Regions from separate parts of the Homo sapiens genome. Here all the other regions are linked to region 3. A link is a loop called in an ENCODE intact Hi-C map of the cell type or tissue named here. Cell type or tissue: heart right ventricle. All regions are shown on one strand. Each heading gives the region's core, and the rest is flanking DNA. Links, peaks and the distances in the headings are about the cores only. Region 1 has its middle 24 kb from the start of UBE2Q2. Region 2 has its middle 36 kb from the start of UBE2Q2. Region 3 overlaps TMEM266 (transmembrane protein 266).

Region 1 (10,853 bases), core at 5,311-10,310, 320 kb after region 3:
AAGTGTAATTTTTTTCAATGTTGAAATCATTTGTATATACTTCTTACTATGTGGGTATCAATGTTGTCAATCCAACCTAGATCAGATAAATTAAAAAGCAATTTCTTTGTCACATCGAAAACTTAATGTATTGATATATGTATTGCTCTTTGAGAGTATTGTAGGCCTTTAATGTGGGCAATTACTATATTATCATCATTTTTTATTTAGATATGATTATTAACCTATAAGAACTTAGCCACGTAGCAGCAATTCTCTATGTTAATCACCTATATGCAGACTTTCAATGAGCAACATATGTAGTTTTTTTGTAATTCTTTTTTCCCCTATGTTAGATTTTTCCTGATTATCTATTTTTTAATACAACTTTATGACTTTAAATGTAGGAATAGAAATCTAGTTTTATATCTTGCAAGTTATTGCTTTTTAATTTTTCTAATAATATTTTAATAATTCATGTTTCACTGCATTTCGTAAAAGCACTATGGTGCACTTCATTGTAAGTAATATAAAACAAACCAGCTCTTAACCCCAGATAGTCTAAGGCATGCTCCTGTGAACTTCAGTGAGGGATGCTGCTAGTCTACAGCCATCCCCTAGGGAGGGAGCCTCAGGAACAAATGCCCTGACTGCCCTCCCCTCCTCCAGTCTCCCACTGGGGCTTTCTCCCACTGGCCCAAACCAATCAGAAGCCAGAGGGCCTAGGAACCCTATAGATGCAGTCCTTACAGGTCAACCTCCAGGACAGAGGGCAGGATGGAGGACAGGAGAAGGGATATCTGGGAGGGCATAGGGATCAAAATAAAAGCCACAGTTCGTGTCCCAAGGTGCAGGTTATTTTATAGAGTCATAGGCAGATAGACAATTAGAGGCAGTGTAATCAGTGCCAGGATAGAAGGAAAACTGGGGTGCTATGGGAATACGTATCTAACCCAGGGCACATCTAATGCAGCCTGGGTGTTCAGGGTCAGGGGTGGAAGGGGATAAAATGGCTTCCTCGGGAATGTGACGTCTGAACTGAGGAATGTGGGAAGAACAATAGGCCAGGAGACAGGCCAGCGGAGAGTGGGGGTAAAGGTGACAGCCCATGCAGGCACGGAAGCCAAATGACGTGAACAGAGAATGCAAGCAGGTAAGGCAGGACAGCTGGGCTTGCTCAGATCATGAGACATCTTATCCTCAGGCCAAGAGCTTGACTTTATCCTGAAATAAATCAGGTAGAAATCTCAAGCTACCGAAGGAATGATTGAGAAGGTTTTGAGTAAAAAAGTTTTGATTCAAAAAGCCAGAGGAAAAACAGCAAGAAGCAACAAAGTTTAGATTCAGGAAGGAACAGAGATGATTGTAGTGATAGCTAAGTCTTAGAGAGGGCTTATTCAGTGTGCTGCCATACACTGTCCTAAGCTCTTAATATGTGTTAATTCATTTAATATTTCCAGTGATGCCCCCAAATAGATACTGTTATCATTCCCACTTTACAGATGGAGAAACTGAGTCACAGAGAGGTTGGGGAATAGCCCCAGTTCACACCACCAGCAGTAAAAAGAGCCAGGATTTGAATCTAGGCAGTCCAGCTCCAGCATCTGTGCTCTTAACCCCATTCTGGGGTGGAAGAGCAAGCCAGCGTAAGGAGACTGAGCACAGGGGTGGGAGATAAAGCCTACATCGGCTTCCTCACTGTTTCCTCTATGGAGAGTCCAGTGGGCATGAAAACCATGGCAACTACCCTCTTCCAAATCAGCTATTCCTCAATGCCTTATTTGTCCTAAGACGCCCAAACCTGTCATCTGTGCTGAATGTATTTTCCTCATTTCCATTTTGCATCTTGGCTTATGCTATACTGGCAAGGAGGCAAGAGGCAGGAGACCTAGACCCCAGTCCCAGCCTGACTCTCTGGCCCTGCTCAGGTCACTAACCCGATAGGACACCTGCCTGAAGCAAGCTTACTTCTCCCAGTGGCTCCCCTTTTGTCTTTTTGTACCACCTGATACAAGTTTGCTGTCTTTGCATTTTCTCTGCTTCTGGACATTTTGGCAATTGTTAACTACATTATTTCATTCTTGGTCTCTGAATCCAGACGTTTGCTTTTCCAATTGATCCATGTTGCTTATGAAGTGCCTTGTCATCTATTAATCCAGGATAGTTACTGAGTTATTGTAGGTGGCACAGCCACCAACTTGGTGTGTGTGTGTGTGTGTGTGTGTGTGCGTGTGTGTGTGTGTGTCTCCTAAGGGAACAGAACACTGCTGAGTTCAGGCTGATTATTAGCTCGTGGACTGTCAGCAAAATACATTCACAAGAAGGCTATGTGCTGATTTGTCTTTCGCAGTGAAGTCATGTTGCTCATGTTTTATGTTTTTCAGAGTTCATTAGTTTCTATTTGTTCTCAATTAATATCCAGCTCAATAGATTGTGTAAGTGGAATACCCCCAAATTGAAATTCACCCACTTAAAATAAAGTGAAAAACATGTCACCCATTAAACTATAGTTGAAAATATGTACCCATTAGTTCTGTGTACCAAACACTGGATAATGGGTAAGGGCACAGGATCCCAGGGCTAGACTGCCTGGGTTCAAGTTCTGACTTAGCCACTTGCTGGCTGTGAAATACTTGACAGCTTTAGGCCTCAGGTTTTTTTGTTTTTTGTTTTTTTCTTTCTTTCTCTTTCTTTCTTTCTTTTTCTTTTTCTTTCTTTCTTTTTTCCTTCCTTCCTTCCCTTTTTTTTTCTTAATCCCAAAGGTGATAGTAAGCCTCAGTTTCTTGATCTGAAAAATAGAAATTATTCAATGATAGTCTATGTGAAAACTTTAAAGCACACTGCCTGGCTCAGGAAAGTCCTCAGCTTTAGCCATTATTAGCTACGATTACTATTGTGCTGGCTACATGTGCATTAATGAGGCAGGAAAATGCTCAAGGATAACAACCAAGTATCCAAATTACCTCATCAGACCAACAGAGATGCATGTGTGTGCATGCTCATGTTTCAGCTCAGAGCCCTTTGTCTAGAAGGCTCTTGAACTCAGAGGCCGAGGCAGTATCAACTTTACTTTGCAGTGGAGCCATCACTTTTGTTGATCAATTAAATTGACATACTGCTTTTTTTTTTTTTTTTCACCAACCATATGCCTAGAGCTATCTGTGTCAAGAAGAGCATGCTTCAGTTGGCTGGAGTGAGCAATTCAACTTGTGGAGGAATGAGAAATGACAGTGTTGAGACGAGAAACATAAAACCCCAGAGTAAGGTAGGAATCACTGAAAGTCAGGCAAAGGAAGTGGCGTCCAGTAATAAGTTAGGCTTTGCCAGTCTCTGGCCCTACAGATGGCTCTTTGGAGAGGAAAAAATTAAGCTAGGCCTAAGGCCACAGATCCTAAGGGACTGCCGGCAGCTCGAGGCTGTCTATGGAAGAGAAGCAGGGGGTGGCACCTGGTTGAAAGAGGGAGCTGGGGGACATGGCTTGAGCCTGTGTTTAGAGATGGAGTCCCCTGATTCCTGAGACGAGAAGGAGATCATACCCAGATCAGAGGACCTCAAATCAGAATTCTTCCCACCCACACCCCCTTCTCTTCAGGGCATCTTTGACTGCAAACAACAGATAAACTAGTTGGAAAGCTCAGCAGATTCTCACAATGGTGCCTAGCAGGCCAGGCCTAGCTGCCCTTTAACCTGTGACTGAGGGTGATGCCACTGGCCCATATGCACACATTGGAAAATCTTTACATCCATGGACATGCCATGCCCCACAGAGACAGCTGTGCAGGGTTCTTTAGGTTTGGGGTGCTGTGCCACATGTTGCCTTACAAATATGTAGGATTAAAATGGGATGTCCTGGAGCTTAGCTAACTTTTACCCCACCCCACCCCCTCTAAAATGAAGTGGCTGCTAGTTTTGTTTTCTTTATGAAAGATGGATCTGTCATTGTTTTTAGAACCTTTGGAGAAAGATTTATTGGGAGGAAGCTCTCCTGAACCCTCAGAGACTCTTCTTATTTACTGGAGCACCAGCTTTAGAGTCCTAGGTCTTCATCCTGGCTCAGCCACCCTCCAGCTGTGTGGCCTTTGAGAAGCTGCTTGACTACACTGAGTCTCATTGTCACCTATGAGTGGAGGTTGCTACATTGCTACTGTGTGGAGCACCTACCCCCAGGCACTCTTATAGGGTGATGGTGAGGATTAAATGAACTAACAAGGGTGAGGCAGGAAGATCACTTGAAGCCAGGAGTTCAAGACTAGCCTGGGCAACATAGCCAGACCTCATCTCTACAAAAATGTTTCTTAAAAAATTAGCTGGGCTTGGTGGCTTATGCCTGTAGTTCCAGCTACTCAGGAGCCTGAGGTGAGACCACTTGAGCCCAGGCAGTCAAGGCTGCAGTGAGCCATAATCATGCCACTGCACTTCAGCCTGAGCAGCAGAGAGAGACCCTAACTCAAATATTAATAAATAAATAAATGAAATAATGCATGCAATTAGTACACTAGTACATGATCAGGTGCATGGTAAATGCTTTCTACAGTTACTTTCAGTTCTAAAATATATTTTGTGACCCTGTGAGATAAACAAACCTGAGCAAAACCTTGTTAAACAACAGGTTCAAAATCTTGTCCAGAGACAGCAAATTCTTGGAACATTTGCCACTAGTCCCCAAACCTATGCCCATGGCAGACATTGCTAATCGATAGCAGCATATTTCCCCTACAAGCCTCATCTATCTCAGAATCCTTTCTAACATAGCTTTCCAAGCAGCCACTTGATCCAAGCACATGAGATGAAACCTATTTGGCATTTCTTGATCTAGTGCCCCAGTAAACTTTATAATATTTCAGGAGAGGGTATCCTTTGGACTCGGCCCAGTGACAGAAGCATTTGAAAAGACTAACCTATATGATGGCTATTTCCTACAGGTTCGGACCTGTACCTCCAGGGACCCAGGGCATCGTCTCACTGGAGCCCCTTGTTCCCATTAGTCTTGTTTTGGGCTGTACCAATTGATTGCAATTTTATACTCCAAAGCTTAAGACTTACTTTTAAAGGGAAAGATAAATTGTTTTATTAGTTAATTTCCTAGAGCAACTCTCTTTACCTCTTAGAGCCAGAGTTTTTTCATCTATAAAAGAAGGCATTGAAATAATAAAGTTTAGAGAATAAAGTAATAAAACAGAAAATATAAAAACAATAGAGAAAAATCAATGAAATCAAAAGTTGTCTCTTCAACAAGATCAACAAAGTTCTTTGACAAACCTTTAGCTATACTGACCAAGAAAAAAAGAGGGAAGATTCAAATTACTAAAACCAGAAATGAAAGGAAGGGTCATCATTACAGACTCAAGAATAAATAAAAAATGTGAGTAGACCTGTAACAAGTAAAGAGATTGAATAACTAATCAAAAAAACTCCCCTCAAAGAAAAGCCCAGGCCCAGATAGCTTCACTGCTGAATTCTACCAAATATTTAAAGAAGTAACACCAATTCTTCACAAAGTCTTCCAAAAAAAAGAGGAGAGTACAATTTCCAACTCATGCTATGAGACCTCTACTACCCTGATACCAAAACTAGACTAAACATTATAAGGAAAGAAAACTACAGACCAGTATCTCCCCTAAATATAGACACAAACATCTGCAACAAAATCCTAGCAAAACAAATCCAGCAACATATTAAAAGGATTACACAGCATTTATCCCAGAAATGTAAAGTTTGTTTAACATGCAAAAATAAGCTACTGTGATACACTATATTAATAAAATAAAAGGGTCAGGCGCGGTAGCTCACACCTGTAATCCCAGTGCTTTGGGAGGCCTAGGTGGGCAGATCACCTGAGATCAGGAGTTCGAGATCAGCCTTGCCAACATGGTGAAACCCTGTCTCTACTAAAAATACAAAAATTAGCCAGGTGTGGTGGCACACGCCTGTAATCCCAGCTACTCAGGAGCCTGAGGCAAGAGAATTGCTTGAACCTGGGAGGCAGAGGTTGCAGTGAGCCAAGATTGCACCACTGCACTCCAGCCTGGGTGACAGAGCAAGACTCTGTCTCAAAAAATAAATAAATAAATAAAAATAAAAGACAAACAACACAAGATCATCTCAACAAATGCAGGAAAAGCATTTGATTAAATGTTTTCATGATAAAAATACTCAAATCTTTTCATGATAAAAATATTCAACAAATTAGGACTAGAATGGAACTTTCTCAACGTGATTAAAAAAACACTATGAAAACCCCACAGATAACATCATGCTTAATGATGAAAGACTGAATGCCTTCCCCTAAAATCAGGAATGAGACAAGGAAAGCCACTTGCATGATAAGACTACAGGAAATCGAAAGGAATAAAAAGCACAATTTAGTCACCCACTATTGATGGGCAATAGGTTTTTGCTATTTTGAACAGAACTATTAGGAACATTCCTTGTACATGCCCCCTGTTTTATATAGGCAAGAATTTCTCTTGGATGTAGAGTAGAATTCCTGGGCTGGGAGGAGTGTGAATATTCAACCTTATGAGATGGAGCCGAACTGTTTTCCAAAGTGGTCAGATCAGTGTACATTCCCAGCAGCAGTTCTTAAAAGATCTCAGGATCTCTATCTTCTGGTGTTGTCACAAGCAGTCAAAAAGAATGAACAGCAGCTATAAACAACAATGAGGATGAATCTTAACAATATAATATTCAGCAAAAAAAAAAAAAAAAAATCCCATAAGGATGCCTACAGCATGCTTTATATAACTTGAAAAACAACTGAAAGGAAAATATGTGTATAGGCGAGGCATAGTGGCTCACACCTGTAATCCCAGCACTTTGGGAGGCCAAGGCAGGAGGATTGCTTGAGGCCAGCAGTTCAAGGCCAGCCTGGGCAACATAGCAAAACCGTGTCTCTATAAAAACTAGAAAAATTAGCCAGGTGTGGTGGTGCAGGCTTGTAGTCCCAGCTACTTGGGAGGCTGAGGTGGGAGGATCTCTTGAATCCAGGCATTTGAGGTTACAGTGAGTTGAGATTGCGCCATTGTACTCCAGCCTGGGCAACAGGAGATTCTGTCTCTTAAAATAATAATAATAAGCAAAAAGGAAAAATTTTAAGAAATGTATACATATACTTTAGGATTATATAAGGATAAAATAAAAAACTGTATGAAAAAGAACTCTAGGGGAAGAGAGACATCCGTACACACATTTAATAGCAGCATTATTCACAATCACCAAAAGTCTATTGCAACCTTTTGGCTATTGGGTTGCAAAAGCAACCCAAGTGTCCATAGATAGATGAATGGATAAATAAAATGTGGTATACACATACAATGGAATATTAAATTATATTCAATATATATTAAATAATATATTTAATAGTATTAATTTAATAATATTTAATAATTTAATACTATTTAATGATATTTAAAAAGAAGGAGATTCTGACACATGCTACAGCATGGATTGAAGACATTATGCTAAGTGAAATAAGCCAGGCACAAAAAGAGAAATACTATATGATTCCACTTGTAGGAGGTATTTAGAGTAGTCAGACTCAGAAATAGAAAGTAAAATGGCGGTTGCCAGCATCTTGGAAGGAGAGGAAAACGGAGTTATAAATGGGTGTAGAGTTTCAGTTTCATAAGATGAAAAGAGTTCTTGGAGACTAGTCACAGTAGTGTGAATATACTTAGTACTGAACTGCACACTGAAATTTCATGTCTTGTGTATTTTACCACAATTTTGAAAAGAAAAAAGTAACTCTTAAGGGAACTAGGAACACGAGATTCAGGAAATGGTTCCCTGTGGAGGGGGAAGTGATAGGGAGTCGGGAACATGGAGAAGTGCTGTGTTGCCGGCTGTAAGTTGTCAATGTCCTAACTTTAATTTTGCATAGTGTGTTCCCTTTAAAAATAGTGCTTATTACATTTTTAAAAACAAATAAACATATTAAAATACTCCTGCATTTTACCAGTGATGAGAATGTGTTATGAACCTGGGATTAGATCAATCCAATTATCTACACCTGAAGGGAAAAACATTCAACCTCAAAATCCTCTGTAGGAAATTATAAACTGTTTTAAAATTGACAGGATGTCAACATCTCCCCTAACAACTTCGTTTTGTCACTTTCATAAAGTCCTGACTTAAAGAACCCTTCTTTAAATTACTGCAGATAGAAGAGAGAAGGCTGAACCAGGAAGATCCCCATCTGGGAATTTTAGTCACACTTCTGGCACCCAGCAGAAACAAACAAAGGGAAGCTTGTTCCTTACAGAAAGTTACATTTTTTAAAAATTCAACAAAATACTAAGTTATTAAATAATCTAAGTGACAATTTGGTTGCAAGTTGGACACTCAACATTTCTAATTTTTTAATAAAATTAATTGATCATAAATGTGATAATTGACTTATTGTGACCCCAATTTGTTGTCAGCTGTTGGTTTAACAAGGTTTTGCTCAGGTCTGTTTATCTCACAGGGTCATGAAATATATTTTAGAACTGAAAGTAACTGTAGAGATCATCTTGTCTAAAGATAGCAAATTCTTGGAACATTTGCCACTAGTCCCCAAACCTGTGCCCATGGCAGACATTGCTAATCGATAGCATATTTCCCCTACAAACCTCATCTACCTCAGAATCCTTTCCTACATAGCTTTCCAAGAAGCCACTTGATCCAAGCCCATGAGATGAAACCTATTTGGCATTTCTTGATCTAGTACAACTGTCTGCTTGTACAAATGGAGAAACAGTAAGGAAGTGACTTATCCAAGGTCACACAAGAGACAAAACTCATTCGGGTCTTCTGAGCTCCAGTCCAGTGCCTCTCTCATTACTTTTGAGTCATCCCTTCCATTGACATAAACCAGACACTCCAGTCATCACAGGAATCCCAGCCTCTGCTGAATCCAGCTCCCAGTGTGCAACCTTATTCATGGACATTTTTCTTTCTGGGATTGCAGGCCTGTCTCTCCCTCTCTGTCCTTTTAGCTGCTACTGCTGCTGGTGGTGAGGGCTTCCATGGAGGAGAAAGCATCCTCCTTATCTTCTGGGAAGCTCCTCTGGCAGCTCCCCAAACAAAGCCCTTTGCAAGTGCACCACAGCACTGCCAGCTTTGGGATGGCTGTAACTCACTGTGTGCTGGTCACCGAGCTCCCCTCCATGGTTGCCTTGTTGACATGGAGCAGGTTCCACTTCATTGCCTGAAATGATTCCCCCTCCAAAACCTGCCACTCCACACCCATACACAAATGACCAGAGCATTCTTCCTCTAAGAAAACCTACAAACTCCAAATTGTTGGACAAATGAGATGGAGACCAAATTGCAAGAGCAGGTAAGCTGGTCTTGATCCATGTGAAATAGCTGTGGAAACAAAACTGATGACCATTTGGTGCCTTCTGAAATTGGCCTTAATTAAGATGCTTTTACAGAGCTGGAGAAAGGCAGGCAGCAGCTCAGGATCTTTAGTGCCACAAAATAATGGAAAGGTCTTTAACCTCTGAAAGGGGCACCAGGTACAGGCAAGGCATCATTTTCCTTGAACCATGTGGACATTTTACAACCTCTGCCAAGATGCCTCAATTCAAATTAAAATTCAAGTGGTTTTGCCAGCCCCTCCTCCAAGTGAGAGGTACATACCTCATCTTAAAGCCTAGGAAAGACATTGGAGACAACTGGTTCAGTCTTCTCATTTTGGACATGAGAAAGAGGGGCACAGATCAGACAGAGACTGGCCATAGGTCACACCTGGGGACTCAAAGCTCAAACTCAGAGCTCTGCCCTTGATTCAAGTTTCTTCCTCAGTGCCTATATCATAACCAGTGGCCCTTGCTCAGGTGCCTGGGAAAGGGACATACCAAACAGTGCAAAGAAACTTGCAACTGAAGGCAGCATCCCCAGGGAACACACCGCTGCTGGTGGCGAAACGACAGCAAGAGGCCTCGCAATCGGAGGGTGAGAGAGGACAGACCGGAGCTGGAACTGACGAGCCAGCTCTGTGTTAGCATGGTGCTGTTGCCTTGCAGGTATTTTCTCTTTTAATCATTTCAACAAATCTGGGTGACTAAACCCATTTCATGGGTGAGAACACGTAGGCTCAAAAACAGTAACTTGGCTAAGGTGGCCTCATTAGAAGTTGGCTGTGCCATTTGACCCCAGGTTACTCCCCAGGGCCTGGCCCTTCCTCTCTGACACACACTTAAGGCCACCCTCAGGCCACACAGAGTCCTGCCACTCCCACATGGATGTTGAAGAATCTCAAAGTTAGGTAGAAGTATATTTTATCTTGACACTTCCAAGGAAACTCTGTGTAAGCAATGAGTTTAGGGGTGGATGTAAGGACTTTTTTATTTTTTGTAGGGGATATTTAATCTCTTTAGGAGAATAAAATGTTCTGAAGCCACTTGGTAGTAGCTATTTTTATAGAACTATTCTATTGTAAGGTATTACTTCTAGCTCACTGCCCTACATCTTCCAGAAAAGAAAACTTTGCATTTACTGTTTAAAATGAAATAAATGCTTATTTTTATAAGGTTGATATGGTTTGCATCTGTGTCCCCAGCAGTCCATGTTGAGATGTAATCCCCAGTGCTGGTGGTGTGGCTGGTGGGAGGTGTTTGGATCATGGGGCTGGATCCCTCATCAGTGGCTTAGTGCCATCCCCTTGGTGATGAGTGAATGAGTTCTCTGAAACCTGGTTGTTTAAAAGTGTGTGGCACATCCCCTCTGTCTTGCTCCCACTCACTCCCTGTGACATGCCTGCTCCCCCTTTGCCTTCTGCCATGATTGTAAGCTCCCTGAGGCTTCTTCAGAAGCAGAAGCCAGTGCCATGCTTCTAGTACAGCCTGCAGAACCGGGAGCCAATTAAACCTCTTTTCTTTGTAAATTAC
Region 2 (10,853 bases), core at 851-5,850, 330 kb after region 3:
AAGTCCTTCATAATCCCCAAGATCATGTAAATATTCTTTTTTTATGTTTTCTCCTAGTTAGTATGTTTACAGTTTTATTTGTTAACATCTTTACAACAACTGGAATTCATTTCTGGCATGAGGTTTAAAGTAGTAATGATTCTAACTTAATTTTTTTCCAGGTAGTTAATTAATTGCTCTAACAAAACTTATTGAATAATTCTTCTTTGCTCAAGAGGTCTTAATGCCACCTTTATCACACGCTAAAACAATATATTCTTATAAAAATTCAGGTTTGTGGCCAGGCGTGCTGGCTCATGTCTGTAATCCTAGCACTTTGGGAGGCCGAGGTGGGTGGATCATGAGGTCAGGAGTTCAAGACCAGCCTGGCCAAGATGGTGAAACCTCATCTCTACTAAAAATATAAAAATTAGCTGGGCGTAGTGGCAGGCACCTGTAATCCCAGCTACTCAGGAGGCTGAGACAGGAGAATTGCTTGAACCCAGGCAGCAGAGGTTGCAGTGAGCCAAGATCACACCACTGCACTCCAGCCTGAGTAATAGAGTGAGACTCCATCTCCAAAAAAAAGAAAAGAAAAACCTTCAGGTTTGTTTCTGGACTTCCTATTCTGTTCCATGATTTCTGATCTCTTCTGAATTCTAAAGCTGTTCTATTCCAACAAGGGTCCCCAAATTCTCAGAAATAGAGTTTGCATTGCTTTGGCGATCTCTGTTCAAATTCTTATCTCTTATGTTAGACTGTGAGTTCCCTGAGGGAAGGGTCCTGTCTCACTCCTCTGTGTACCCCAAGAGCCTAGTGTGGTATAATGAAGGAAGGGCACAACAGCACCACGGTGAAGTGAGGAAGCCCCAAGCTTAGGGGCACCAGATTGAGCAAAGAAAACTATAGGATATGCAGTTAACCTACAATATCAGATAAACAGCAAATAGTTTTTTTGTATGAGTATATCCCATGCAATGTTTGGGATATACTTATCCTAAAAGTTATCCAGACATCTCCACTGAAACACTCATCCTCCTCAGACCTCACACCCCTGCTTACCATGAGATCCAAGCTGGAAAACCAGGAATGCATTTTTTACATGCCAAATGCCACAGCTCAAGTTAGAAGCACCCAACTGACTGGGTGTGAGAGTGGGGAATATGGCCTCCTATGCCTGCAGAGGCAGCGTCCCATGCCAAGAAGGGACTGACTCACTGCTGTTCCTCCATAAGGCTCGCTGCCACAACCACTTGCACCATGCGCCATGTCCCTGTCCCATATCCCCATTCCCCAGAGGCCTTGAGCCAAGTGGAGCAGGGCAGACACTGTATGATCCCACAGCTGACTGTTCATAGTCTCTAACCTTTCCTTCTCTTATAAAAGGAAAACAGGGCACTCCTCTGATGCCACCCAGCATGTGATACCCGCCTGGACACATCCAGGAAACACTCAAGCCATGCTGGGGAGGCAGTCATCCTGTTTCTCATGTTTATCCACACACTTCCACAGGGGCTGCAAGTCTACACAACCTAGACACTTGGTCCAAATGGCCCCTAGTTTGTGCCAGGCACAGTGCTAAGCATTTGGGTTACAACGATGAACAAAAACTGGCCTGGTCCTTGATGTTATGGAGCTTACAGTCTAGTAGGGGAGATGGCCATAAATCACGTGATCAAAATTTATTTAATTGAAAAAGTATAAAGAGATATAAGAGCATATAGTGAGGGACCTAATCTGATGGGGTGGGTAGTCAACACCCCAAATAAGGGATATTTGAGAAGGCATTCACTGTCAAAGAGAAGTGTTTCTGGCAGAGAGAACAGCATGTGCAAAGGTCCTGAGGTAGGAGGGAGGGAACCCTCAGGGATCTGAGGTGATAGAGGGAGTAAGAGAGAAAGAATGAAGCAAAAGGTGGCTGCAGAGGCAGGCAGGGGCCAGATCCTGCAGGCCAAGGGTGAGTCAAAGCCATTGCAGAATTTAGCAAGAGAGTGACTTAATAATATTGGGCTTTTAAAGATGAATATGGCTGCAATACCAGAATGGCTGGTTGGAAGAGGCCAAAGTGGAAGCTACTGGGGATGTCTGTGTAAGAGCTGACAGTGACCTTGTGGTGGAAATGGGGCACAAGAGAGGGAGACTGTGCTGGGCTTCATCATGGTTGAATGCAGGAGAGAAAGGAAGTATCAGGGAGATGCTGGCACAACCAGGGAAGACTTTCATCACCCACTGGGTACGGGGGAGGGTGGTTAACCTGTGGGGAGAAGCAGGGCACTTATCCAGGGTGGAAAAGAGAGAGAGTGAGGAGAAGGAGCAGGAGTAAGAGAGCTAAAGCTGAGAACTCAAAGGACCAAGGAGAAGCTACAGGGCCAGCTCACAGAAATGGCGCGGAAGGAACTCACTTGTTGCCCCAGCTTTCTCTCATTTCAGTCTCAAAGAGATCTTGCCGGTTAGGCGGACACTTTCTCCACTTCGCAGGGTAACCAACTATGGATCAGATCTTCTTCTGACATCACAGAGCTGGGACTTGAATGCAAGTCTGTGTAACTACAAAGCCCACACTCTGCTCTCTGCCAGGAGCCCCACTCCTGCCCCGATCCCTGGGCCGATGAGTTATATCGAGGCCTATAGCCAAAATGAAGGCTCAAAGATTCCCCAGCAGGGGAAGAAAGTGGCTGGGTGGGAGGGCTAATTCTCAATTCCTGTAGTTCATTCAGATCCTGGAGCCTGGGGGAATATGGGAAAACCAAGGCAGACACAACGTGGAGAAAGCAAAGGTCAGTATTTCTCTACCCTGGCTGCACAGTGCCATCATCAGGTGAGCTGTGAAAATTCCTGGTGCCCAGGCCATCCCCCACCAATTAGCTCAGAATCTCTAGGGTGGGGCTTGGGCATCAGAATGTTTTCAAGCTCTCCAGGTGATGCCAAGCTCTCCAGGTGCAGCCAGGTTGAGAACCATGGGCATATCAGCCCCTCTCCTGAGACCTACTCTATCTCAGTCTAGACTTATCTTGGAAGGGCCTCCCATAACTGTATTTGGGGCCACACTGCCCAGGATCCCAGCCTAATCTGAGTTTAGGTCCTAATTAAGATCTTTAGAGACCCAAGACACTGCAAAATTATTGTGCAGAGCTCCTCTCTTTCTTTTCTTTCTTTCTTTCTTTCATTCATTCGTTCTTTCTTTCTTCTTTCATTTTCTTTCTTTCTTTGCCTTTCTTTCTTCCTTTTCCTTTTTTTTTTTTTTTTTTTTTTTGAGACAGTTTCTCTCTGTCATCAGGCTGGAGTGCAAAGATGCGATCACAGCTCACTGCAGCGTCAACTTACCAGACTCAGATGAATCTCCCACCTCAGTCTCCTGCACAGCTGGGACCATAGGCACATACCACCACATCTGGCTAATTTTTGTATTTTTTGTAGAGATGGGGTTTCACCAAGTTGCCCAGGATGATCTTAAACTCTTGGGCTCAAGCAATCCTCTGCCTCAGCCTCCCAAAGTGCTGGGATTACAGGCATAAGCCACCACACTCAGCTCCCCTTTTTCTTAAGTAATTCTAAATAAAAACAAGACTAAATTATAAAATAAAATTTGACATGGGCATTTTTGGAGAAATGACACAAAACTTCCATGATAGCTGAAATTAAAATATTTATTTTTGGATTTTCTATTTGTGTGTGCACACAGGTACACACTTGTCCTTGGTTGGTGCCCTATGTGTGTACTTGCTCTATGTAGTAGGTTAATCTGCACAGAGTCTGAAGGCACAATTTTCAGTAAACGAAAGCTCTACATAGCACAATTTCCAAGCAGTTGAGACTGAAGCAGCAGTCTCCTTCTGGGTTTAATTTGAATTAACTCATTATGTCAGAGGTTGCAAATGTTTTTCTGTGAAAAATCAGACCTTGGCGATGACACTGAGCAGTAGGATATAAATAACTCCACAAGCTTAGCGTTCCAGTAATGGAACGCTAAGCATAAATGTGTAAACTGCCAGGATGTACTTGTGCAGGAAACTGACAATTTTCAGCAAGAAATCTTCAGATGAGGCTTGTCACTCTCCAGTGTAACTCTAGGGCCTGCTTGGCAGGGGGACCAGCTTTGGCTGGAGGCTGGGTCAAAACGGCGGCCCTGGGATGGCACCTTCCCATCCCATGGAGGGAGCTCTGTTGGGAACATGAGACAGACCAAGAAGACTCATCCATTAGGAAAGCGGCCCTTGGCCTGTCCGGTTTTAATGGAGGAGGGTGCTTGGTGCAATGACCACTTCTGATGGGGAAACTAGTTGAAGACATGGGCATTGTCTTTCCCATGTGTGCCCCACTGGGAGCCTAAACTTGATGGGTGAAAAGTTCCAAGAGATGAATCAAGAGCACTATATATATCTCGGCCGTCCAGGCTGGGCTCCTCCCACCACCCCTCAGTCCTGCCCTCTGGAACCCTTAGCAGGCTGGCAGAAGCCCTTTTTGGGGTCCAGACTTATGACCAGGATGCCTATGGCTTCCTAACCCCCAGGTAGGGCAGCCTAGTGTAAAGATCCTGAAAGCAGGAGAACAGCAATTGATCAAGTGAACCCAAGATAGGACTAAAACTGTCTCTGATGGCAAAACCTTTGATGACGAAGAGTCTGGCCCATAGAAAGATGGCCCTGAGCATGGCACCTCTGACCAAATCCCTCACTCTGACCTACTGAGCGTATGAGCCCAGCCTTGCTCACAGTCGGGGCTGGAGGGAGACCTCATGGAGGCCACTCGATACCTGCACTTCCTGTGTGCCTGTCACTGCTGATTCCACCCACACCGTCCTCTGCCCCAGCCAGCTCAGCCCTGCCATACCCTGCCATTACAGTCCGGGCTCTTTGGATGTGAGTGACAGAAAATTCACTGGCTTAGGCAAGAAGGGAAGCTCATTGGTCAGTAAGTTAGCCATGGGCAGGACAGGGAACAGCTGGGCCTCAGGAATACCTGGACTCAGAATCACCAGCGCTGTTAGGATTTGCAGGCTCCTTCCCTTGTCTCTGTCTCCACCTCAGTCTGCAGATCAGTTTTGTGCTCTCAGAGCAACTCTCCCCACGAGGTTAGAGTCAGGCTGTTGGCAGCATGAGGCTTCTGTCTTACTGGCTTTGCCCCCGAGGAAAGGATGGGGCTCCCCTCTATTAGTTCCTATTCAGAAAATTCCAGAAGAAAGTTTCTGCTTGGTCTGGTCTGGGTTGGCTGAGTAGCTGGGACTCTAAAACTGCCGACCCCTCTAGTGTCATGTGGTTGAAGTAGGGCAGGGAGATGTATTAGTCAATTCAGTGTACCATGCCAAAATACCACAGACTGGGTGGCTTAAACCACAGACATTTATTTCTCACAGTTCTGGAGGCTGGGAAATCCAAGATCAAAGTGCCAGCAAGGTAGGTTTCATTCTGAGGCCTCTTCTCTTGGCCCATAGGTGGCTGCCATATTGTGTGCTCATGTGACCTCTTCTTTGTATTTGTGCAGAGAGACAGTGAGTGCACTCTCTGGTGTCTCGTCTTATAAGGACACTAATCCTACTGAATCAGGGCCCCACCCTTAGGACCTCATTTAACCTTAATGATTTCCTGAGAGGCCTCATCTCCAAATGCAGCCATACAGAGGGTTAGGGCTTCAACATATGAATTTGGAGGAGACAGAGACACTCAGTCCATGAAGAGAAGAAAAACTATTCACGAAGAAAGGGGTGCAGTGGCCAAAAAAGGGGGCAGACAAAACTACAGATGCTCTCCCCATTTCCTCCAATACACAACACACACACACACACACACACACACACACACACACAGCCCTGCCTTTGCCCCTTCCCCACAAGGCCACTCCCCACCCCATGATTATTTACTTCCCTCCTATCCTGCACTCTGGAGCTGCCCCTTCCCCTAAGTTGTCCTGTGGCTCACTGATCGCTGCATACAGGTAGGTGCATGTCAATGTAGCTGGGGCTGGGGGCCTCCTGGACCATGTGTGTCCTGAGCCCCACCATGGGACTGGGCAGGAAGTGGGTCTCACCCATGTCTCCTGTCCTCAGGCAGAGCCTAGCCCTGGGACATGAGCTCAGTGGGTGCTGCAGCTTTGTTGGATTCACCTCAGGCCCCCTTTCCCCACATCCACTTATAAGGTTCCCAGGGCCTTGATACCTCCGTCCTTGGAAGAAAAGAATGTGATTAACCAGCTCACACGAACCTGCTGGTGGCTTCCCACAATAGAAGGAAATAATTTTCTAGTTCAAAAGAGTCTACCAGGTGACTAGCACAGTGAATGAAGAAAGACCTACAGCAAGGCACAGCATTGGGAAATTCCAGAAAACTAAGGATAGAGAGAAAACCCTAAAATCTTCCAGAGAGAAAAGACAGGTCACATGTAAAGAGCCAAGACTCCGCATGACACGGACTTATTCCCAACAACACTGGGAACTAGAAAATAATAGAGCAATATTTCCCAATGTGAGGAGAAGTTACATTTAAATTAGAGCATTACATCCAGCCAAACTAGTAATCAGGAGTTGGGGTAGAACAATGACATTCTAAAATGTGTGAGGGTCAGAAAGCTTGGCTTCCATTCACTCTTTCTCAGGAAGCCACTGGAAAATGTGCTGCAACACAGTGAGAGAGTAAACCAGGAAAAAAGAAGATCTGGGGCCAAGGAACAGGAGATGCAACAGAAGAGGCAGGAGGAAATTCACACGATGGTGCAGAGACATGCCAGGATGCCAGATGTGCCATGGGCTGAGAGCTGAGTCCAGATTGGAGCAGAAGGATGGAGGGCAAGGGAGAAAGGGAAGCCTCCAGGAAAATAACAGGTCTGATACAGTATCTGGTGTTTCTTAGTTTTTGGATCATTATCACTAGGCATTTGATAAATCAGTTGGAGCATCTGAAAATAAAATAGTAGGTGGGCCAGAAGCGGTGACTCACACTTGTAATCCCAGCACTTTGGGAGGCTGAGGTGGGCAGATCAAGAGGTCAGGAGTTTGAGACCAGCCTGGCCAATATGGTGAAACTCCGTCTCTACTAAAAAATACAAAAGTTAGCCAGGCGTGGTGGTATGCGCCTGTAGTCCCAGCTACTTAGGAAGCTGAGGCAGGAGAATTGCTTGCATCCAGGACTTGGAGGTTGCAGTGAGCTGAGATTGTGCCACTGTACTCCAGCCTGGATGACAGAGTGAGACTCTGTCTCAAAAAAAAAAAAAAGGTAGGTAATAGGTACAAAAACATATAAGCAAATGAAGGAAAAAAATACAAAGCAATTATTAACTCTGAGGGAAAAAAAGGAAAGAAATTAGACAATTTCAGTGCAGGAGTTGGGTTAGGGAACAATATTTAGATACCTACAATAATGGAAATGCTTTGGATTTCATAAGACTATGATCCAATCAGACTGGTAGATTGGAAGCAAGGAAATTGTTAAGACCTCATAAGGGAGGTAAGCCCTATACTGAGCTATGCCAGGAGGTAGACAGATACTGAAGAAAACAAATCAAGAAATAGCAACATAAACATTATTTAGAAATATGATGATAAATACCAGAGGAAATAGCAAAATGAGTTTAAAGTGATGGCCTCTGGGATTTAGGACTCAATGCAAGAAAGGAAAGGGCAGAGGAAATGCTTTTTGATATAAGCCTTTTATTACCATTTTGTTCTTTTTTTCTTCTTTTTTTGTTTTACCGAGGATTTCTTGCTCCAGATACCATTTTGTTCTTAACTCTATGTATGTAGTACTTTGAATGGAATTAAATAGAATCTTATAAATTCTGGAGATCTGTTGTACAGCATGATGACTATAGTTAATAATAATGTATACTTTAAAATTGCTGAGAGAGTAGATTTTTTGCTTTTATTATTATTTTTATTTGATACATAATAATTGTACTTGTTTATGGGGTACAGTATAATATTTTTATATATGTATGTAATGTATAATGATCAAATCAGGGTATTAGCGTCTCCACCACCTCAAATATTTATCATTTCTTTGTTCTGGGACCATTCAAAATCCACTCTTCTAGCTATTTGAAAATATATAATAAATTGTCATAAATTATAGTCACCCTATAGTGCTAAAGAAACTAGAACTATTCCTCCTATCTAGCTGTATTCTTTTTTTTTTTTTCGGACAGGGTCTCACTCTGTCCCCTAGGCTGGAGTGCAGTGGTGCAATCACAGCTCACTGCAGCCTTGACCTCTGTAGCCCTCCGGAGTAGCTAAAAGTGCATGGCGAATTTTTAAATTTTTTGCAGAGATGGGAATCTCCCTATGTTCCCCAGGCTGCTCTCAAACTCCTGGGTTCAAGTGATCCTCCCACCTCAGCCTCCCAAAGTGCTGGGATGATAGGCATGAGCCACCAAACTCAGCCATGTACTTTTTTTTTTTTTTGACAGAGTCTCACTCTATCTCCCAGGGTGGTGGAGTGAAGTGGCATGATCTTGGCTCACTGCAACCTCTGCCTCCTGTTTTCATGCCTCAGCCTCTCAAGTACCTGGGATTACAGGCATGAGCCACCATGCCCAGCTAATTTTTGTATTTTTCATAGAGACGGGGTTTCACCGTGTTGGCCAGGCTGGTCTCGAACTCCTGCCCTCAGGTGGTCCGCCTTGGCCTCCCAAAGTGCTGGGATTACAGGCATGAGCCACCGCGCCCGGCCCAGCCATGTACTCTTGTATCTGTTAACCTGTTAGCCAGCCTTTGGCTACTCTCTCCCGCTTAACTTTCCTCACTGCTAGTAAACACTATTCTAAGCAAATACATCTTAAATGTTCTTACCACAATAATAATAATAATAATAAGTTGTGAGGTGATGGAAATGTTAATTAACTTGATTTAATAATTTTATAATGTATGCATATATCAAAACACCACATTGAATACTGTAACTATATACAATTTTTATTTATCAATTATACCTTAATAATGCTGGAGGAAGAATTGAGTATAATGTTAAAACAAAAAACAATTGCAAAACCTAAAGAAAATCATTAGGCTGGGCACAGTGGCTCACACCTGTAATCCCAGCACTTTGGGAGGCTGATGCAGGTGGATCACCTGAGGTCAGGAGTTCAAGACCAGCCTGACTAATATGGTGAAACCACATCTCTACTAAAAATACAAAAATTAGCCGGGTGTGGTGGCAGGCACCTGTAGTTCCAGCTACTTGGGAGGGTGAGACAGGAGAATCTCTTGAACCTGGGAGGCAGAGGTTGCCGTGAGCCGAGATTGTACCACTGCACTCCACTCCAGCCTGGGCGACAGAGCAAGTCTCCATCTCAAAAATAATAATAATAATAAAATAAATAAGAAAATCATTAATCTAGTCCAGACCAGTCTTTTACAGATGAGGTCACTGAAGTGTAGAGAGGTGAACTGACTTGTCTCCTCTTACACAGCAAGTCACTGGCAGAGCTTGACCTGAAACCCAAAGCCAAGCGTTTGCTATTACCTCCAGGTCCTTCAGTCCAGCCCTCCTGGGGCTCTGCCTTGGGAACTGGTATTAGTGACAAAGGGAGTAGAGAGGAACATGCATAGAGCTCTCCATTTAGATGGACATATTCACACTGTGCCAGGGCACCGGCAAGAAACAGTGCAAGCTCCAAGTGCTTGCCCCAACCCTTTTCCCCCTCCCCATCCTCTCTCATAACCAACTTCAGCTAAAAGGTCTGAAAAGATAAGGGAATCTTAGATGACTCTCACTAGGGTGTAAATGACTCCCACCATGATTTTTATTTTATCGAGACATAACTCTAAAAACAGTTTGATGGATAGTGTGCCAGGCAGTAGGATGAAGACAGATGGGGAAACTGCCTGGGGTCATGGAGAGAGTGGAGGCACTGAGGCCCTGAGTGATTTCATAAGGAACACCTTAGCAAATGTCCAGCACCATGATTTCTCATCTTCACTACCCAGGACACACAAGGCCCCACGTTCTGACAGATTTTATCAGACAAATTGCACTTGGTCATGCTTCATTCATTTTCCTCGGAGAGTTTCCAGGTTACATAGAATTGAGGTAATCTCCCCCCTCCCCATCACTCCCACGAAGACACTCTATGTTTCTGTTTGCAATACAGTCTTATATGGATTGATATTAGATTTTCATGGTGCTCTTTGTATTTTACAACTATTACTCAAGCTGGAGACCCAAAAAGAGCACTAGCTTTAGAATCAAAGACCCCTGGGTTCCAGTTTCAGCTGAGAGACTGTGAGCACATCGCTAGCCCACTCTGATCCTGTCTCCTAGTTGTATAATCACCTATTTCCCATCAATTGCGAGGCTGGAGATAAAAGTGCCCACTCTGGCCAGTACACAGTAGGAACTTAGTAAGCTTAAGCTCCCCACTACCCTAAAGTGTTAGCGGAAAGACAGAGATGTGGGGAATGGCACCTGGGAGGCTCCCGCTGTATGCTTCACAATCCTACCAATGAAAAATCTGAATTAGGCTTCAGTTTCCTGTCTACAAAATGAGAAAGACCAGGAGTGGGTAGGAAGTAGAGGAGCTTGGCTTTGTTGGCTTAAGCCGGGACCGTCTGATTCTGTAACGCGGGCTTCACTGCAGGGTCCAGCCCACTCCCCAGCCAGGGCTTCGCGTGCTCTTAATGTCTTTTGGCCAAGTCCAAGGCTGTCCAAGGTGGCGGTGGGGATGTGGGGTGGTGGGTAGTGGGGTGGAGAGAAGCAGTTCCCCCATATAACCTGCAGGTGGCACCAGAGCAGCGCGGGTTCCGCTCCAACCTTCCTGGAGACCCAGGCAGGGCGGGGTAGGGCGACGCAGAGGTGGTGCACGCTGCTCAGCTGGGCAGCGGCAAGAGCGCGACTGCGGATCAGTCCACACCGTTTAAAATCGACACAAAGGTCTTCTGGCTAATTTCC
Region 3 (10,853 bases), core at 3,963-8,962:
GCATCATCTCTAAGTAATAACATCCATTTATATCTGCCCAAGACCCGAACTTCCTCCAAGCTTCCCCTGCCTAGGAGTCCAGCGCTGACCTCTCAGGCTGGGCCTTTTAGAACCCTAAGATATAAAATAACTGTCTTACTAAACACTGAATATCTTTCATTTCTTACTTTATTTTTATTTTTGACAAAGACTATCCCACTTCCTCACCCATGACCATCTTTGCACCCTCTTTTCACTAAAAAGATGGGGAGCATCTTTATCTCTATGTGTGCACAGAGTGTCATTTATAAAGTGGGGGTGACGACCCCCACCTTGCACCACCATTTCTCCTACGGGTCTGTGGGCCTCTCTAGGGTGCAGACTCTGGTCTCTCTGAATTTTCTCTTTTGTTGCCTGTGGTCTCACCCAGACCCTGAAAACTAACCAGACCTTCAATGTACTGTGCTTGGTTAAGAGAAAACAGAACTTCCATTCTGCACCATGATTCTTGCAAACTCAATGTCACTCTTCCAAAGATAGATGATTGGCTCACTGACAGCCTCACTGACAGCCTCATTTTTCTGTACTTCACTTTTCCACCATTGAGTGGGATGACATCTGATAAGAACATCACAGAATGAGAACAAGAAATCAGGGGCTCTGGTTATGTGCAAACACAAAGCCCCAGCACTGTCCACCAGGACAATGGACACTGGTCCAACTGCATTGGAATGAAAGCATCAACTGACCAAGTCATTGAAGAAACAGCCTAAGAAGGCAGAGCTTTCCCAAACCAAACAATGTCTAGAGACGCTGGATGAAATTAAGGGCTAATTCGAGACTGAAGGCTATGAAAGGAGAACTGGCTTCCTTAAAAGCTGTGGATGATCCTCTCTCTAATGTTCACACTATCCCATCCCACTGGAGTAACAGTAATGTACTCTGGGAAATGATACAGTTCAAGGGGAAGGCCTGATTGGCTTATGGATTTTCTGTGCCTTGCCATGTGACCCAATTCTAGCCAAACATACATGAAGGAGAGAGCTGCTGGAGGCTTCTGGGAAAGTTCTTTGTTGCTCTTAGAAGACAGTGATGGGCAGCCACTCTCACCTGCCAGACATGAAAGAGGAAGGATGTGGCCTGATGACCACAGGCAGCCCTCTTGGAAGGAACCAGTGGAAATCACCATTTCCAGTGGAAATCACTGGTTCCTGTCGCAGCAGGAAGGAGGCCTGGGGTGCTTGTAAATAAGCCGAAGTGTACATGTGGCTCATTTTGGTAGTAATGGGTTGGTGAGGTCCAGGTTCCACACATTAGGGGTCACATGGCTCTCAGAAGCCATGGGATGAAGTTTACAACATCAGGATGAAGCCGACACTGCGGCCAGCAGAGTGCAGAGATGAAAGGAATCTGGTTCTTGTTGGCACTGGTGAGTCTCTGGACCAATCTCAAAGCCACCCTTGCCCTGGACTCCATGGTACCTGCATCAGTGAGTGTGAGATGGGTTTTCTGTTACATGCAGTCCAAAGCAACTGGCTGATGGAATTAACAATCCTTCATGAGAATGGTGCAGAGAAGAGATATTAAGGCAGTAGAGATTTACAAGGCTTGGAGATAATGGAGTATGAGGCATGAAGGAGAAGACATTGAGCTGGCCCCTGAGGTTATCCATGTAACAGGGCATTGTGGGCGGCTCAGCTGGGGTGCAGATACCTCCCCTGTTCCCCTTCTCCCCTTCTCCTGAGTGTCTGTTCACGTCTGTGGACACGCATGAAGGTTTTTGTGTGATGACTATTGAGGGAGGGAGGCACCTGGTTGGGGATGGGGTAGAGGCAGGGAGGGAGAGGCAGATGATGGAGCAGGCATGATGTGCCAGCCCAGCTTCTTGGGTTGAACTGGTGACCTGGGTGTAGAGTGGTGAAGGCCAGAAGCACATAGGACTGGAGCTGGGGCCATAAGCCGCGCACTGACAGCATGGTACAGGCTTGGCATGGGGGTAGCTTTCCTTCCTCACTCTGCATGGAGCCCACACGGCATGGGCTTTGGGTTTCTGAAGCCCCTTGACTTGGTACTGGCACTCCCAGAAGGGACACCATCGGCAGCAGTAGCTTCATGGGCACTGGACATGGTCAGGAGGGAACCAGAGCAAGGGAGGAGGAACACAGACTCCAGGGTGACTACGGCTGACTATAGGTGACTAGAGGTAACCACAGCAGGCTTCGTGTAGCTTTGGGGCATCTTGGAACCCACTGGTACTTGTTGCAGCAGGAAAGAGACGTAGGTGCTTGTTAAAATGAGCCAAAATGCACATGGCATTTTGGTAATGGGTGGGTGAGGTCTAGGTTCTACTGGTTAGGGGTCCTAGAAAATACGTATTGAGAAAAGACAGTTCAATCTGGGGCTTGCTGGGTTTGAGATGGCCAGGACAGGCAGGCCATGGTTCCTCAGGCTGGATCTGAGTGCTGTCACTGAAAAGGCAGTTTTTAGCAATGATTCAGGTCAGACAAGAACATTTCTCCTCTCAAGTATGCAGCCAACTCAGAGGCAGAAGAATAGATCATTCCACAGACACTCATCAGGATTCTGAGATACGTTTGGGATCCCTGTGAGTATGTCCAGGAAAGTAGCTGGATCTAAGTCGGGAGTGTTAGAGAGAGAGAGAGACCTAGGCTAGAGACACGACTTTGAATGTTACCAGTTGAAGGAGATTAATTTAAGTAATAGGAATGGATGAAATTACCCAGTGTGTAAAATTAGTAGAGTGAAAATGGCCAAAGGCAGAAAACAAAGAACCCAACATTTAAAGAACAAGCAGAGGAACCTCAAACAATTTTTAAAAGGCCTGGAAGGAACAGCCAGAGATGGAGGAGGAAAATCAGGAGAAGGGCTGGGCACGGTGGCTCATGCCTGTAACCCCAGCACTCCGGGAGGCCGAGGCGGGAGAATGGCTTGAGCCCAAGAGTTCAAGACCAGCTTGGGTAACATGGCGAGACCTTGTCTCTATTTTAAAAATTAAATAAAAAAGAAAATCAGGAGGTCATGGTTATAACAGCAGACACAAGGAGGCTGGAGAGGGAGGGAGTAGCTGACAGTTTCAAATGCTGGACAAAGGACAATAAGGATTGTAGCAACAAGGAAGTGGCTGATGCGCTTGAGAACAGTTTCCATGGTGTGGACGAGGCTGAAGCTGGACTGCAGCAGATTGAGACATGAATGGGAGGGGTGAAGGGGAGGTAGCAAACGTCACGAGGCTTTCAAGAAGTTTGACTTCAAAGAAAAAGAGAGGTAATGGTGGCTAGCAGGGACGTGGAGTCAGGGGAGGACACGAGACTGGAGTGTGATGACATGGGGTGAGGAGGTAACTGATGAAGCAGGTGCCTGAGAAGGCGGGAGGGGAAGGCAATCAGAGCTCAAGGAATGGGGCAGGTCCTAAAAGGGAGGAAGGAAGAGACCGGGGTGCGGTGCAGCCCATCCACGACTGTGCCTACTTTCTGAGGGTACTGGGAGAGGAGGTCATCTGCTGAGGGCAAGAAAGAGGAGACTTGAGGCAGACACAAGCGATCAGAACTGGCCACCTTGGGACTAACCAGGACTGCAGAGGACTGCCAGGCAAAACTGAGAATCAAGTCGAGGCTGGAGACCTTGAGTCTGGGGAGGCACCCAGTCTGCACAGCCATATGATTTTCCTCCCTGAGCCATCGGCAGCCTGAGTGCAGAGGTGAAGAGAGGAGCAGCAGACAGCTCTGCCGTTTGGGCTCTGCTAAGCAGCTATCTGGAGGACAAAGGGCTTCTAGGCAAGTCAAGGAGCTTGGCCAAGATGGGGCTCTGACTTCACATCAAGGCGACTGCTCCTTCTTCCTCACCCCGCAGGACTTTCCTGGACTTAAAGCACACCAAACCACCTCACACCCATTAGGAAGGCTGCTATCAACAAAAAGTAAAATAGCCAGTGTTGGTGAAGACAAGGAGATATCACAGCCCTCATGCACTGTCAGGTGGAATGTAAAACAGTGCAGCAACCACTGCAGAAAGCAGTATGGCAGTTCCTCGGAAAGTCAAAAATAGAATTACCCTGTCAGCCAGCAATTCCCGCTTTTGGATATATACCCAAAAGCATTGAAAGCAGGGTATTATTATTATTATTATTTTGAGACGGAGTCTCGCTCTGTCACCCAGGCTGGAGTGCAGTGGCTGCGTGATCTCAACTCACTGCAACCTCCGCCTCCCAGGTTCAAGTAATTCTCCTGCCTCAGCCTCCCAAGTAGCAGGGATTACAGGCATGCGCCACCACACCCAGCTAATTTTTGTATTTTTAGTAGTGACGGGGTTTTGCCATGTTGGCCAGGCTGCTCTTGAACTGCTGACCTCAAGTGATCTGCCTACCTCGGCCTCCCAAAGTGCTGGGATTACAGGCGTGAGCCACTGCACCCGGCCTGAAAGCAGGGTTTTGAAGAGATATTTGTACAGGTCTGTTCATAGCAGTATTATTCACAGTAGCTAAAATATGGACGCATTTGAGAAAAAACAGTCCAGTGTGGGGTGTGTCCACTGACAGATGAATGGATAAACAAAGTGTGGTATAGTCACACAGTGGATGATTATTCAGTTTTAAAAAGGAAAGAAATTCTGACACATGCTACAACATGGATGAACCTTGTGGACATTATGCTAAGCAAAATAAGCCAGTTATAAAAGGACAAATACTGCATGATTTCACTTATAGGAGGCACTTAGAGTAGTCGAATTCAAAGGGACAGAAAGTCGAATAGTGGTTTCCAGTGGCTGGAGGAGTGGGGGAACAGGAAGCTACTGTTTACTGGGTATAGAGTTTCTAGTTTGCAAGAAGAAGAGTTCTGGAGATGCATGCTGGTTATAGTTACCCAACAATGTGTATGTCCTTAATGCCACTGAAGCCTACGCTTAGGAATGGTTAAGATGGTACATTTTGTTACATGTATTTTACCACATTTTTAAAAAATGCTTTTTTAAAAAAGTACACTGAGGCTAGGCACTGTGGCTCACGCCTGTAATCCCAACACTTTAGGATGCAGAGGCAGGCAGATCACTTGAGGTCAGGAGTTTGAGACCAGCCCGGGCAATATGGTGAAACCCCATCTCTATTAAAAAGAAAAAAAAAATTAGCTGGGCATGATTGCACGCGTCTGTAATCCCAGTTACTTGGGAGGCTGAAGTGGGAGGATCGCTTAAACCTGGGAGACGGAGGTTGCAGTGAGCCAAAATCGTGCCACTACACTGCAGCCTGGGCGACAAAGCAAGACTTTGTCTCAAAAAAAAAAAAAAAAAGTATACTGAGAAGTTAAAGGCATTGGACAGGGTAGCTGGAAGTGGAATCACATGGACAATGCATGTTACCCACAGTCACAGCCACGATGTTAGAAAGGGAAGGCTGAGAAGTGGAAGCCCAGTGCTGCCAGCCAGGATCAAGGGATCAGGATCACAGAGATAGGGCTCTATTCCCGTCTCTGTCATGTTTTGTTGTTGTTGAGACAGGGTCTCACTCTGTTGCCCAGGCTAGAGTGCAATGGAGCAATCATAGCTCACTAAAGCTTCGACCTCCTGGGCTCAAGTGATCCTCCCACTTCAGCCTCTGAAGCAGCTAGGATGACAGGTGCGTGCCACCATGCCTGGCTAATTTTTTTTTTTTTTTTGTAGAGATGGGGTTTTGCCATGTTGCACAGGCTGGTCTTGAACTCCTGGACTCAAGTGATCCTCTCACCTCAGCCTCCCAAAGTGCTGGGATTACAGGCATGAACTAGCATGCCCCGCCCCCGTCTCTGTCACTGTGTGACCTTCCACAAGTTCCTTGTACTCCCTGGGCCCTGCTGCCTTTGAGAAGGTTTAGGATGGATGTGTTTAGGTCTCTTCCAGCTCTAACGGTCTCAGATTCAGGGAAATTGAAAAGCCCTGAAATATCACGGAGCTCAAGAGCACTGGGAGGCGGGCAGCGGGGCCACGGAGCACTTTCTGCCAGGGTCCCTGAGGTCTCTTCATTCCCTACAGAAAAGGTTCATTCCTATACATAACACTGGCCTTCGTAGGAAGAGGCATCTTGAACAAGACTGAAACCAAGCTCAGAGCTGTAAATGAGGACTCTTCCTTTTGTTTTCCATTGCCCCAGAAAGGGCCGGGTTGGACATTTTGGGAAAACCCCAGGAAATGCAGCAAGAGCCAAGAAGCCTCGCGGAGAGAGGCCGTTCCTCCCTCGCAGTGTGTTTTTGCTTTGCTTCAGTTTCCCCTGGCTCCGGTCCTGTGCCTGCGCTTCCTTCCTCCAGGAAGCCCTCTGGCTGCCAATCGGCGCCCCCAGCTGAGAGCTCCAGCAGCGAGGCAGATCCCTTCCTCGGGCTGCTTCCTATTTACCCAACGGGAACAGCTTTCCTGGGCACACCTGGAGATTCAAATCAAATCAAAGGCCTCTCTGCCTTGCAGGCGCTTCATTTGGATTCGTTTGTTTGGGAAGGAACCTTGCAAAGGCCCAATTTAGAGGCAAATTGAATGATAAGGCAAAGCCTCTGCCAGCCTTGGGGTTCAGGCTAGGGAGTGATACACAGGGGATACCTGGAAAGGGGTACACCACAGCACAGGACCCCTGAAAGGGGTACATCACAGGGTGGTACACCTGGTGGGGGAACACCCATAGCAAGGTCCACCCGCGGTGCCGTAACACGCACAGGGGGCACATGTGGACACTGCTTTGCTCCGAAGCAGAATCCCTGAAGGTTTCCCCACTTTTCTCCATACCATGCTACTCTTCACGTGAAAAGGGCCTAACAGGCTCAGGCCGGGGGCAGGAAATGAATTCTCCGAAATAGCTAGGGCATGTTAGAAGGCTGCACTACTGCTTTTGACCACCAGAGAGCAGTGACGCAGTGACTTGCTGGGTGCTCAGAGAAGGACCCACCAGCTACATCATTTGCAGAGCCCAGTGAAAATGTGGGGCTCCTTAAGAATTTCAAGACAGCAGCGGCAGAGCATTTAGCCAAGTGTTGGGACCCTTCTAAGTACGGGGCTCTGCGCTACCGCACAGGTCACATGTGCACGAAGCTGGCCCTGGCCCAGGGGCCTCAGGTTTCAGCCCGGCCTTCAAGATGGTAAGGACCTGACAGAGCTCAGGACAGTGCTGCCACTGCAGGTGTCCCTTAGCTGCCTCCGACCTGCTTGCCTATCCTTTTTTGTCCAGTGTCCTGATGACAATATGCATAATACTTGGAAAAATTATATTTTCAGAGAAAGCCACTGGGGTGTAGTTTCTGCAAAAAAAGGTGTGTGGTTTCACCATTGTTAGGCGGTTTATCTCAGGAAGTGGGAAGCTCCTTCCAGAAACAAGCCCAGGGAATCCAAGCTCTGCAAATTTAGCTTGAGCTAAGGCTTCTCGTTTGCTTCTAAAATACCTGACAACCCTTCATTTTTATATTCAAAGCAGCCAGCATGTTCCAAAGTGTTTACTGGCACCCAGGAAAGAAAAGTCCAGAACTGGCTCCTAAGGTCCTGCCAGGGTGAAGCTAGGGAAAGCCCTTGTCAGAGTCGGAAGTCTGATCTGCTGTGTGACCCTAGGACCTGTTCCTACCCCTCTTTGGCCTTCAGCTACACCACCAAGCCCCATGAAATCAAGGACATCAAACTGGTGTGTTCTCCCCTGCCCCACCTAGCTCTTGCCCTCTACCACTCACCTTCAGGAAGTATGTTTGTAAGACAGACCACGCTAATGAGAAGTGAATTGGGAAACGAAGGCATCCAAGCTGATTGACAAGCTAAGTAGGAGGAGGTAAGGACCACCTTTTTGAATTGTGGACCCACATATTCCGCATGCCTTCCCTGGAAAGGGAGAGCCCTAATGTCTGCAGAGCTCCTAGCCGAATTCTCTAGATTCCCTTACATCCTAAGCATGTTCCTGCATGTAGGGTACATTCTTCCTGGTTGCTTCCTAGTGACAGTCTGCTTTATAAAGGGAAAGTGCAGCTCAAGTCCATCCCTTATGGGCTCTGTGACCTTGGGCAAGTCCCTAATCACTGTGGGTCCCCTTCTTCCCAAGTGTACATAGAGGGGATTGGATGGGTCATTAAGGAGTGCCTCGGTCCTAAAATAAATTTTATGATTCTCCTAAGAGGTCGTCTGGCAGGTATTGTCTGTGCCCAGTGCCTTTTTCTGAGGAAGTAATGCGTGAGTAGGAAAAGGGCCTGAGTGGTCTGCTGTGAACCTCTGCTGTCTCACTAGTTAGCATCTCTCATCTTGGCTGCTGCTTCTTGGAAGATATCCATAGAAACCCAGGGAATTTTTTTTTTTTTTTTTTTTTTTTTTTTGAGACAGAGTTTTACTCTTGTCGCCCAGGCTAGAGTGCAATGGTGCAATTTCAGCTCACTGCAACCTCCGCCTCTCGGGTTCAAGCAATTCTCCTGCCTCAGCCTCCTGAATAGCTGAGATTACAGGGCTGCACCACCACACTCGGCTAATTTTTGTATTTTTAGTAGAGACAGGGTTTTACCATGTTGGCCAGGCTGGTCTCGAACTCCTAACCTCAGGTGATCTGCCCGCCTCTGCCTCCCAAAGTGCTGGGATTACAGGCGTGAGCCACCGCGCCTAGCCTAACCCAGGGACTTCTTAGCTAGCTCAATGGTCCCAGCACCTACCCTTCTCTTTGGTAATCTTCGTCCAGATTTGACAGGAGCTGCGAGCCCGCCGTGGAGAGATCGACAGCAGCCAGGGGCAAGTCCCGATAGGCAAAGTTCACCAGCTGCACAGGAGCAATGCTCTTGGTTTCTTCGTCTACTTGTTGGGAGATGATCTCAACTTCAGAAATTCCTCCTTCTATGGCAGGCCTGGGTTGGAGAGGAGGAACAATGGGAAAGAGTTATCTTCAAGGGCCAAAAAATTCTTCCATTCCTCAAGGAAAGGAGGGAGAATGCTGCTATGCCAGTGGAGGGCTGAGGAAGCTTAAGGTTGCCCCTCTTCCCTGCTGGCCACCCGCGGACCCGAGGACTGGACTGAGGCCCTAACAGTCCCATCTCTTTCAATGGTTGGGGAAAAGTGGGAGAATGGGAAGAGGAAGTGCTCAGACCTGGAAATATGAGCTTTAGTGGGGCAGAGTCCTTCATGAAGGGGAGGTAAAGACCCAGATGGATAACTGCCAGCCCGCAAAACTATGGCTTAGACTTTCAGGACTCTGGGTCACTGGACTCTGTATGGGAGTAAGATATTCTTTTAAGTTGTCTCCTGAGTTTCTTTGTAAAGGTGTTTTGAAATGTTTCTATTCTCTATTCCACAATAGAGAAAACAGGTTTCTGTTCACAACTGGATGTACTGTGGTGATTGAGGAGCCTGCATGGAGACTTGTAGAGACCTAGTGGGCCTTGGGGTGGTGAGGACAGGAGGCTCCAGCTGTCCCTGGTAGCCACTCCCTTCCTATTTGAACTGGTGCTACCATATGTCTCTTCTTAAGGTTGGGAATAGGGGATGGCAGTCACTTGATCCAATGTCTGAGGGCTTGTGGGTCTCTTCCTATCTTACTGTCAGGCTCACCTTGGGCACTGCCAATAACTAACCACTCCAGTGGCATTCCCGGGCATCTCAGCCAGGGCAGTACCGCCTCCCAATCTACCAGGGGATATTTGGCAATTTGTGGAGGCATTTTTGGTTGCCACCATGACCACGGTTGGTCATTATTGACATTTAAGTAGGGCTGGGGACGCTACACATCCTGCAATATGTCAATAACGACTAAAAACTGTCCTGCCCACATACCCACAGCAACCCTGTCCAGAGATGCTGGACTAGAAAACTTCCCCTTAGCTTCCTGGGGCACCATCTTCGGTCCATCCAGTATGTCCTTGACCCTATCTCATCCTGTAGAATCTGAGGGGCTCAGTCTTGTGCCTCTGTCCAAACAATGAGAGTTAGAAAGGAACAATTGTATAATGGCAAGGAGTAAAATTTAAATATTGGAGGGAACATTGAGGGTCAGTGCCCAGGGTAATGAGGGCCCAGTTTTAATACTGAGATGGCAGTCCTCTCTGCTGTAAACTGCTCTTGGGCTCTGGTGCTGGTTTGAATGCCAACTTCTGCAGGGCTCCTCCTGAACCTCAGTTTCTCCAATCAGAACATGAGGAGGTAAAATAGAATATTCCTAAGGGCTGTTCCTTCTCACTATGATCTGACATAGGTGACAGACATATGGAGAAGATCGGAGGAGCTCCAGAGTGACAAGTCCCTATACTTGTGTGGGAGCTCTAAATTCTAAACTTTTCCAACAACCATTGAAATCTAACCAATAATACACAGCTGCAGGCCGGGCATGGTGGCTCACGCCTGTAATCCCAACACTTTGGGAGGCCAAGGCAGGTGGATCACCTGAGGTTAGGAGTTCAAGACCAGCCTGACCAGCATGGTGAAACCGTCTCTACTAAAAATACACAAAATTAGCCGGATGTGGTGGCGCATGCCTGTAATCCCAGCTACTTGGGAGGCTGAGGCAGGAGAATCGCTTGAACCCGGGAGATGGAGGTTGCAGTGAGCTGAGATTGGGCCATTGCACTCCAGCCTGGGCAACAAGAGTGAAACTCTATCTCAAAAGAAAAAAAAAAAAACCCACAGCTGCAGTTATCCCGGAAGTTCAGAGATTAATATACCTACTTCTCTTTTGCTTGGATTATCCGATAACTAAGGAGAAAGTGAGATTTTTATTTGAATGCCACAGCCTGGCTGCCTAGACCACCTGAATTCACCAAGTAATTTCTAATGCCCAATTCTCATTTGTAGGCTTTATTTAAACCTTTGCTTTTTGCTACCTGTCAAGCACAGATAATAGTACTCATCATTGCTTGACATTTACAAAATGACTCAAGATCTTTAAACGAAACAGA

The links. Peaks named below come from ENCODE experiments on the same cell type or tissue, not always from the same donor. Only the 100,000 strongest peaks of a DNase experiment are listed, where the experiment ranks them.
Region 1: it touches region 3 in a loop (8-fold over the local background); 47 of 110 quality-filtered maps call a loop at or near these places.
Region 2: a loop joins it to region 3, with 6 times the contacts of the local background. A loop is called at or near these places in 48 of 110 quality-filtered maps.

Annotation. Positions count from the first base shown.
Region 1 is chr15:75,814,239-75,825,091 of GRCh38, reverse strand. No RefSeq gene overlaps it. Among named protein-coding and RNA genes, the nearest start is that of UBE2Q2, 24 kb to the left of the region's middle. RefSeq lists an enhancer at 890-1,184. In heart right ventricle, for the core only: no CTCF peak of the experiment used is centred there; no DNase peak of the experiment used is centred there; H3K4me3 peaks cover 756 bases.
Region 2 is chr15:75,802,098-75,812,950 of GRCh38, reverse strand. No RefSeq gene overlaps it. Among named protein-coding and RNA genes, the nearest start is that of UBE2Q2, 36 kb to the left of the region's middle. In heart right ventricle, for the core only: a CTCF peak has its summit at 2,797; no DNase peak of the experiment used is centred there; H3K27me3 peaks cover 755 bases.
Region 3 is chr15:76,135,667-76,146,519 of GRCh38, reverse strand. TMEM266 (transmembrane protein 266) reads right to left here. Exons shown (of 11, transcript NM_152335.5): 3 at 8,625-8,813. Among named protein-coding and RNA genes, the nearest start is that of TMEM266, 81 kb to the right of the region's middle. RefSeq lists enhancers at 5,879-6,712, 6,944-7,103 and a silencer at 6,798-7,092. In heart right ventricle, for the core only: CTCF peaks have their summits at 6,637 and 6,840 (motif pointing right); a DNase peak (open chromatin) is centred at 6,849; H3K4me3 peaks cover 1,102 bases; H3K27ac peaks cover 737 bases.